2 separate regions of the Homo sapiens genome follow, and region 2 is linked to region 1. Evidence: chromatin contacts called from ENCODE Hi-C or POLR2A ChIA-PET data. All regions are on one chromosome and are shown on one strand. Each heading gives the region's core, a stretch centred on a gene start or an enhancer-like site at or near the end of the contact. The rest is flanking DNA. Distances are from core to core; before and after follow the strand shown. Region 1 overlaps CUX1 (cut like homeobox 1). Region 2 overlaps CUX1 (cut like homeobox 1).

Region 1 (4,699 bases), core at 426-2,925:
CCAAAAAAAATGTTTAAAAAGTAGCTGAGCATGGTGGCATGCACCTGTGGTCCCAGCTACTGGGGAAGCTGAGGTGGGAGGATTGCTCCACCCGAGAGGTCGAGGCTGCAGTCAGCTGTGATTGTGTCACTGCAGTCCAGCCTGGGCGACAGAGGGAGACCCTGTTTCCAATTAAAACAATAAAAATCTTCATTTTGAAGAATCTGACCAGTTCTCTACCTGGCACTTGAGTGAAAAATGACACAATCCAAAGTAGGTGGCAGATTGGTTCTCACTCAGGCAGACCCTGGAGACACCTCTCCCGCTTCTGACTCAGGGGAGAGTGCGGTGACATAAACCACCTTCTTCTGCTCTAGGCCAGCTTGTAACTGTTCAGCCAGCCAGCCGTCTCCTAACTCTGTGACCCCCGGCCCAAGAACAGGGCTCCTGAAGGCCCCGAGAACCAGCCCGCCGTCCGCACGGATGTACCTGGAAGCCACAGTGCCCCACACCCCGTGGGACTTTCTCCCGAACACAGCACCTGCGCTTCCTGACTCCTCTCTCTGAATCTGGCCTTTGAGTTCAATGTCCTGGGAACTTAACTCTAGGGATGCTCTTTCCCCCTTTAGCTACCGAGTCACATGCTGCGTCTTTGGAAATTTCAGGCAATATTTAGTTTGGTGCAAAAGTCATTGTGGTTTTTGCAATTAATTGCAAAAATAATAAATGGAAAAATGAATTTGTGGACATCAGGCTTGCCTAGGGAGATGACCTAGGGAGAGGCCTCTTTTGGCATAGCTCCTGAACAGGGAGAGGTCCTGACATGAATACCCCCCGTTTTGTGAATCCTGAGCCAGTACTGTGTCCCCGGCCCCCTCCTCCCCCAACCTATACACACGCCTCACTTTCCCTTGCAGGACGTTTTCTACCACAGTTCCTCTCTCCTGACATAGTATGTGTTTGTTTCTTACTTGTCTTGCCGCATGAGGATGTAAGTTGCCTGAATTCAAAAACATGTCTTCTTTTTTGTGAATGAAAGAGTGGCTGGCATGTAGCAGGTACTGAAATTATTTGTAGAGTGAATGATAAATCTCAGTTCAGGGCACTCAGTGTGGCCTGGGCTACGTGGAATAGCCAATTGGTGGCCACAGAGAGTGGCCAGCCATTCCCAGGCTGGCAATGTGAGTCTTAGCCACTCTCTTTTACAGATAATGTGCTTATTAAAATGATATCCCAGGCATTCCCCAGTGGTGTTTGAATCGTGAATGCAAATGTCAGAGGCTCTGAAGTTTAAAGTCTTTTTTTTTTTTTGAGACGGAGTCTCGCTCTGTCGCCCAGGCTGGAGTACAGCAGTGCGATCTCGGCTCTGCAACCTCCGCCTCCCTGGTTCAGGCGATTCTCCTGCCTCCGTCTCCTGAGTAGCTGGGATTACAGGCAAGCACCACCACGCCCAGCTAATGTTTGTATTTTTAGAAGAAACGGGGTTTCACCATGTTGGCCAGGCTGGTTTTGAACTCTTGACCTCAAGTGATCTGCCGCCTTGGCCTCCCAAAGTGCTGGGATTACAGGCGTGAGCCACCGCACCTGGCCAGGTTTCAAGTCTTGACTCTAATAAAACCAGGGAGGTTTCGCTCAGCCACATAAGTGGGAGGGAAAATTAACTGTTGCTTTCTGTATTCACCAAGATGGCCTAAAATAAGCAAGCAGAAAAGGGAAGAAAGAAAACCAAACCCATGAGGTTGTCCAAGTCGATCTTGGCAGGTATTTTCTTGCCTGTTGATTGCTAGAGTTTCCCTCTACCTGCATTGCAGGCTGAAATGTATGACTCAGCCCTGACCAATAACATAGCAGTAAAAAGTAGTTTCCCCTGAGAGCTTTCTCTTCCTCCATAGCTGTGACTGCTGACATCTTCCACTGTAAGTGAGAAAAGTTGAGTGTGCCCTGCTGCCTCGTTTTTCTCACCAAGGTGTTATGAGCTGGTAGGGAAGGCCAGGAGCTAGGGCAGCAGCTTTAGAATTAGTGCAAGAGACAGGAGGACAAGTCACTGGGTCTCCTGAATTTCCTCACCTGCAAAACAGGGACAGTTTTTAAATTTCTTTTTTTTTTCTTTTTTTCTTTTTTGTTTGAGATGGAGTCTTGCTCTGTCGCCCAGGCTGGAGTACTGTGTTGTGATCTTGGCTTACTGCAACCTCTGCCTCCCAGGCTTAGGTGATTCTCATGCCTCAGCCTCCTGAGTAGCTGGGATTACAGATGCGGGCCACCATGCCCGGCTAATTTTTGTATTTTTAGCAGAGATGAGGTTTCACCATGTTGGTTAGGCTGGTCTTGAACTCCTGGCCTGAAACGATCTGCCTGCCTCGGCCTCTCAAAGTGCTGGGATTACAGGTGTGAGCCAACAGGGACTTTTTTTTTTTTATTATACTTTAAGTTCTAGGATACATGTGCACAACGTGCAGGTTTGTTACATATGTATATATGTACCATGTTGGTGTGCTGCACCCATTAACTCGTCATTTACATTAGGTATATCTCCTAATGCTATCCCTCCCCCCTCCCCCCACCCCATGACAAGCCCCGGTGTGTGATGTTCTCCTTCCCCAACAGGGACAGTTTTAATCAATCCCCTTTCTGGGTGGTGTCAGGACACCCACAGAGGTGTGGGTCTAAGCGCTTTGTGAGTGTCCACGTCCTGTGCCTAAGGAAAGCACTAGTCATTCATTCATTCACCCAACAGTTCCTGACGGCCCACCTCAACAGGAAGGAATATTATACAGCCACTAAAATGTAAAATCACCAGTGCTGTTCAGAAGGACGGAGATGTTTATGTCATTGGCTGTGTGACCAAAAGAAAAAGTTCTGCTGGGGATGTGGGATGGGCATATACGTGTTTTGAATATAAGATCTTTCTTTAATGCTGTTATATTTGGTCTCCATAAAATAATTATTCTTTGGGTGACAACCTCTTAGAAAAAGAAAGACAAAAGCAGCTATTTGCATAAACCTCAGCCCAGGTGTGGTCTCCAGCCCCAGGAAACTTCTCTAACACCCCTCCCATCCTCCCACCAGTGGTTCCTCCCTCGGTGGCATGAGGTGGTTCAGTTTTTTTCCTCTGTGCCCACCCTGGGGTGCCCTGGGCCCATGGCCACTGACTGCAGTGAACAATTATGTGTGAGTCTGTTAGTTCATTTGCATTGCTATAAAGAAATACCCGAGGCTGAGTAATTTATGAAGAAAAGAGGTTTACTTGGCCCATGGTTCTGCAGGTTGTACAAGAAGCATGACGCCAGCATCTGCTGCTGGTGAGGCCTCAGGAAGCTTCCAGTCATGATGGAAGGCAAAGAGGACTTGACATATCACATGGGGAGAGAGAGAGTGAGAAGGGGGAGGTCCCAGACTCTTTTAAACAACCAGATCTCACAAGAACTCAGAGCAAGAATTCACTCATTACCAGGAGGTGGGCACCAAGCCATTCATGAGCAATCTGCCCTCATGGCCCAAACACCTCCCACCAGGCCCCACCTCCAACACTGGGGATCACATTTCAACATGAAATTTGGAGGGGACACTAGCCGGGTGTGGTGGCATGTACCTGTAATCTCAGTTACTCAGGAGGCTGAGGCAGGAAAATCGCTTGAACCCGGGAGGCAGAGGTTACAGTGAGCTGAGATTGTGCCACTGCACTACAGCCTGGGTGACAGAGCTGAGACTGCACCACTGCACTCCAGCCTGGGTGACAGAGCAAGACTCTGTCCCCCCCCAAAAAAAAAAAAATATATATATATATATATATATATATATATATATATATATACACACACACATATATATATGTGTGTGTGTGTGTGTGTGTGTGTGTTAGGGGACAGATGTCCAAAGTGTGTCAGTGTCCATCATGGCTATTAGACTGTCAGGCATTGAATATGGGCCCATGTTTTATTTCTCTTTATTTCCTCATTGTTGAACACATGGGTGTGCCTCCTATGGATGGGACCAGTGGCTGACTCACCTTTCCAAACTTGCATCCTGATGATCTGTAAAGTGTACCCACCCTGTAAGATTGTCGTGGGACAATGTAGATAAAAACCTCGATATACAGCCTAGTACACAAAGGACGGTGTAAATATTCTCTTCCGTGCTTCGTAGATTTCATTTTTGAACGCTCAGATTGTTCTCCGGCAAAAAAAAAAAAAAAAAAAAGTGCTTGCAGTGAGAACCTGCCCTGCACTCTCAGGCGAGCTGTTGGGTGCAAGTCCTGCAGGACTGAGCTCTGAAGGCCACCCACACCCTGGGTTGTGCTTGGATGATGGCATCCCTCCTGGCACAAGCGCAGATGGGCAGTCGGGAGGGAACATCAGCCTGGGAAAACTAGATGTCAGTGAAAAATGCTGGAGGTGGCTGGCGTTCGCAAAACTCAGTCGTAAAAAACAGCACGTTCTCAGTACAAAATGAGCACTGTTAAAAATAAACCGCGCAAGAAGAAATATATGAATACGAGGGCATGGCAAACAGTTTTGCAAGGTATTAAGATCGCATTAATCTTAATTTTATTATATATTAAAGTTTCTAACTTTTCAAATAATGCAGTTTTCGTTGTTTTAAAACGTCTGAGAATTATAGAGCTATTTGGTGTGGCTCTCAGGCAAGGACTCCTGCCATTTATTGGGGCCCTGGTTTTATTTAATAGCCAGATGAATGGAATAGTTAATAAAAGAAATATTGC
Region 2 (4,350 bases), core at 379-2,878, 140 kb after region 1:
TTCACTTACTTGATCTTGGGTTTGGGTTGCTACTGCACCCTCCAGCAGGAATGTCGCCCTCCCAGCCAAGCGGCTAGTGTTCTGGGCAAAAATGCAGGAATTCCCATTTTTGCTGAAGTCCACGATCCTATGCCCTGTCCCCAAGAATCTGGATTGGAAAAGGAGTTCCAGCTGCAATACACACAGTCAGCTTCTTGCATTCCTCCCCACTCGTGGGCCGAGGCACTGAGCCTCGATGAAAGAAAATATTGAATCGCACTGAAATACTACATTTTTTATAGCTAATGTTAGTCTTAGGAGAATTTGCACCTCCCAAACCTTTCCTGCCAGTAAAATTCGTATTTCTTAAGGTTACTCATGTTGTATTCCTAGCCTATATGCTTTTTTCAAAGAACGACATTGTGTATACACATACTTACATAGTACGGTTACAAAAGAGACATTTACGAGGAACTTCACTTAGGTTAATTTTAGAGTATTTTCTTTATAACATGTATATAACCAGTACTTTATCACAAAATACAACGTGCTCTGAAACAGCAGAAAACTTTCCCGTAGCTAACTCAGCACTGGGGAGCCTCTACGCTTCTTTGGAGGGATAGAGAACTCCAGATCCCAAAGGAGGACATAAGACAGAATTTGAAAAGGGGAGGAGGCTGGGCATGGTGGCTCACGCCTATCATCCCAGCACTCTGGGAGACTGAGGTGGGAGGATCACTTGAGCCCAAGAGTTTGAGACCAGCCTGGGCAACATAGTGAGACCCCACCTCTACCAAAAAATACAAAAATTATCTGGGCATGGTGTTGTGCCTTTAGTTCCATTTACTTGGGAGGCTGAGTTGGAAGGTTCGCTTGAGCCTGGAAGTTCCAGCCTGTAGTAAGCTATGATTGCATCACTGTACTCCAGCCTGAGTGACAAAACGAGAGCCCATCTCTAAAAATAATAATAATAATTTTTAAAAGGAGGGGAGGAGGATACCAGCAGTTCAAGACACAAGTCTGCATGGCAAATGTGGGTGGGATGGATACTTTCTTTTTATTTTATTTTTTATTTTTTTGAGATAGGGTCTCTGTTAGTTATTCAGGCTGGAGTGCAGTGGTGCGATCATGGCTCACTGCAACCTCCACCTCCCGGGTTCAAGTGATTCTTCTGCCTCAGCTGCTGGAGGAGCTGGGATTACAGGCTTGTGCCACCATGCCTGGCTAATTTTTGCTTTTTGGTTTTTTTTTTTTTTGGAGACTGAGTCTCGCTCTATTGCCCAGGCTGGAGTGCAGTGGCACGATCTTGGCTCACGGCATCCTCCGCCTCCCGGGTTCAAGCGATTCTCCTGCCTCAGTCTCCCAAGTAACTGGAATTGCAGGCATCTGCCACCACACCCAGCTAATTTTTGTATTTTTAGTAGAGACGAGGTTTCACCATGTTGGCCAGGCTGGTCTCGAACTCCCAGACTCAAGTGATCTGCCCGCCTTGGCCTCCTGAAGTGCTGGGATGACAGGTGTGAGCAGCTGGGATGGATACTTTGTTTACATACTGTTCTGGACTATTTCACAATGATTTCCTGAGTGTTATCTTGTTTGCCCTTTCCTGAAGTCACTGGGGCAGCTTTTATTGTGCTCATTGCATGGATGAGGAAGCAGTCCCAGGAACACGCAGATTCAGGCCCTGGACCTGGTCCTTTAGGCTCAAATTCCAGTGCTTTTTGCTTGAGACCACGGCGGTCTTCAAAGCCCCTTTCTGGTGCCAGCTTTGTAATCAAGCAGCAAAGGTGAGGGCTAGTCAGGTGAAGGCAGGCGTTCCTGGGGGGTTCAGCCTTTCCCAGCCTCACAAGCCCCCGTTGTATTTACCATAGCAGATTGATTTTTCCCTTTTTGAACAATAATTCCTCATGAAAGACTCACAGAACTGGGGCCAGGTAGAGCCCGGTTGAGTAAACCTGAGAATCACCCAGCTGTCTTGACCATCATATTTAGACAAATATTGCATCCCCTGATTGAATTTGAAAGGGACAACTTAAGCATCCTGAAAACAGAGTCTGTCTGCTGTACCTTTAAGAATGTAAAATTTTCTATTTCCTGTCTTTTTGATGAGTCATCAGTTTCCAGTACGAGTTGCTGTAATTACCCTGGTTGGATTAATTTCCCTAAAAATAGAGAAGCAGCCACTTTTATGGTTTTCAGAGTATGGACTTGAATAAAGAACCTCCTGTCCTTTAAACCTTAGAGAGCACTAAATCAGACTTGCAGGGAAAAACCGATGGCCTTTTTTTTTTTTCTTCCTGTGTCTTATCTCCAAAAGGGGCTTGTGGATTTTGTAGAATTCTTGGGATTTTTCATCTCTGTACAAGTATTTTGCTCCACACCTAAAAATTGATGCCTGGGTGAGCCCTGAAGGATTTTCCTTGTCTTTTGTAGTAACACCAGCTGTCTTGGCCCCCTCTGAATAGTACAACCATGACCTGGTGTCTCCCCAGGTTGGGGGCTAGACAAAAACAAGGGGGTGGCTTCATAGTTCCAAGTCCAGGTAGAAATTCCTCTGAGCGCTGACGATTCTTTGCCAGTTCTGTGGCCCCCAGACATGGCTAGGAAATGTAATTGACATGTAATAGACATGTCTATTGCAAAGCATCAGTGAGAATTGCCAAACTTTACTCCTCTCCTTCATTGATGTTTAGGGAAGGGCTGCTTTACTGTGGTAGGTGTGGTGTCAGGTGCTGGAACGATAGAGTAAGGACAGGGTGGGAGGGGGCTTACAGACGTCACATGCACACACACAGGCTCACACACTCTGTACTCAAAAACACGTACACATAAATAGAGAGGCAGCCGGGCACGGTGGCTCATACCTGTAATCCCAGAACTCTGGGAGGCCGAGATGGGTGGATCACCTGAGGTCAGAAGTTCAAGACCAGACCAGCCAACATGGTGAAACCCCGTCTCTACTAAAAATACAAAAATTAGCTGGGTGTGGTGGCGCATGCCTGTAATCCCAGCTACACGGGAGGCTAAGGTAGGATAATTGCTTGAACTTAGGAGGCAGAGGTTGCAGTGAGCTGAGATCGCGCCACTACACTCCAGCCTGGGCAATAGAGTTAGACTCTGTCTCAAAAATAAAAAAAAAAGAGAGGCACTGTGCATGTGGCCATGTATATAAACATGTTTGTGAATATAAACATGCAATCAGTTTTTAAAAAATTTTTATCGGCCGGGCGCAGTGGCTCATGCCTGTAATCCCAGCACTTTGGGAGGCCGAGGCGGGCGAATCATGAGGTCAGGAGATTGAGACCATCCTGGCTAACACAGTGAAACCCCATCTCTACTAAAAATATAAAAAATGAGCCAGGCGTGGTGGCGGGTGCCTATAGTCCCAGCTACTCGGGAGGCTGAGGCAGGAGAATGGCGTGAACCCGGGAGGCAGAGCTTGCAGTGAGCCGAGATTGTGCCACTGCACTCCAGCCTGGGTGGCAGAGTGAGACTCCGTCTCAAAAAAAAAAAAAAAAAAATTATCATACAGTCTCTCAACCAGTCCTACTGCTTTTTTTTATTTATTGATTTTGAGACAGGGTCTCACTCTGTCACCCAGGCTAGAGTACAGTGATGCGATCTTGGCTCACTACAACTTCTACCTCCCGGTTTCAAACGATTTTCCCACCTCAGCCACCCAAGTAGCTGGTATCACAGGTGTGTACCACCACACCTGGCTAATTTTTGTATTTTTAGTAGAGATGGGGGTTTCACCATGTTACCTAGGCGGGTCTTGAACTCCTGAGCTCAAGTGATCCACTCATCTCGGCCTCCCAAAGTATGGGATTACAGGCATGAGCCACCGCGCCTGGCCAATAAAGCAATCATATTCATCCAGCATCCTTTGAGAGGGTAGAGAAAATCATTATTCACAGACTGTCACCTGGGTTTGGCGTGCATTCCTACAGATTTTACCTATTTAAGAGATCCTTAAAGTTTTTCTGATTCACTGTTAAGGTAAGCCTAGGGATCTTGCAGTGTATATGTGAAGGAAATGGGTAACGGACTGTTGAGTGAATACAGTGTATAGATTGTAGCACATATGGTGATCTGTGAAACGGGGGTGTCATGACACACCCCTTCCTGCATCCCAAAATTGTGGGGGTCAGGGTGGATAACGGGCATTTCTGCAGCCTGCACAGCAGTGCCGAATGCAGGCTGCAATCCAGCAATGTCACTGCTGGGTATTTATCCAAAGAAAGGAAATGGCTGTGTTGCAGGCATACCTGCACTCACACGTTTATCACAGCGCTGTTCACACAGCAGCCTAGGTGAGGAAGTGACCTATGTGCCCAGCTTCAGATGAATGGATGAAGAAAATGTGTAGAT

The links. Hi-C counts contacts between places; a loop is a spot of excess contacts on that map. ChIA-PET counts read pairs that join two places held with the same protein, here RNA polymerase II (POLR2A). Pooled maps may share reads with other maps.
Region 2: a loop to region 1 is called in a pooled map, with 5 times the contacts of the local background. The contact joins two enhancer-like sites. A Hi-C loop is called at or near these places in 1 of 168 maps with a recorded cell type or tissue (GM13976), 11 of 37 single-sample maps with no recorded cell type and 3 of 50 pooled maps. POLR2A ChIA-PET finds 5 or more read pairs at or near these places in 2 of 52 experiments (BJ and OCI-LY7).

What each region holds. Positions count from the first base shown.
Region 1 is chr7:101,980,341-101,985,039 of GRCh38, forward strand. All of the region lies in intron 2 of CUX1 (cut like homeobox 1), which reads left to right. Among named protein-coding and RNA genes, the nearest start is that of CUX1, 170 kb to the left of the region's middle. RefSeq lists enhancers at 1,422-1,541, 1,572-1,681. Within about 2 kb of position 1,676, at least 7 of the 41 ENCODE cell types and tissues checked have a DNase peak (open chromatin) inside an H3K27ac peak, as active enhancers do; they include OCI-LY7, where a contact is called at or near this core.
Region 2 is chr7:102,120,128-102,124,477 of GRCh38, forward strand. All of the region lies in intron 8 of CUX1 (cut like homeobox 1), which reads left to right. Among named protein-coding and RNA genes, the nearest start is that of SH2B2, 160 kb to the right of the region's middle. RefSeq lists a silencer at 3,387-3,613. Within about 2 kb of position 1,629, at least 9 of the 41 ENCODE cell types and tissues checked have a DNase peak (open chromatin) inside an H3K27ac peak, as active enhancers do; they include OCI-LY7, where a contact is called at or near this core.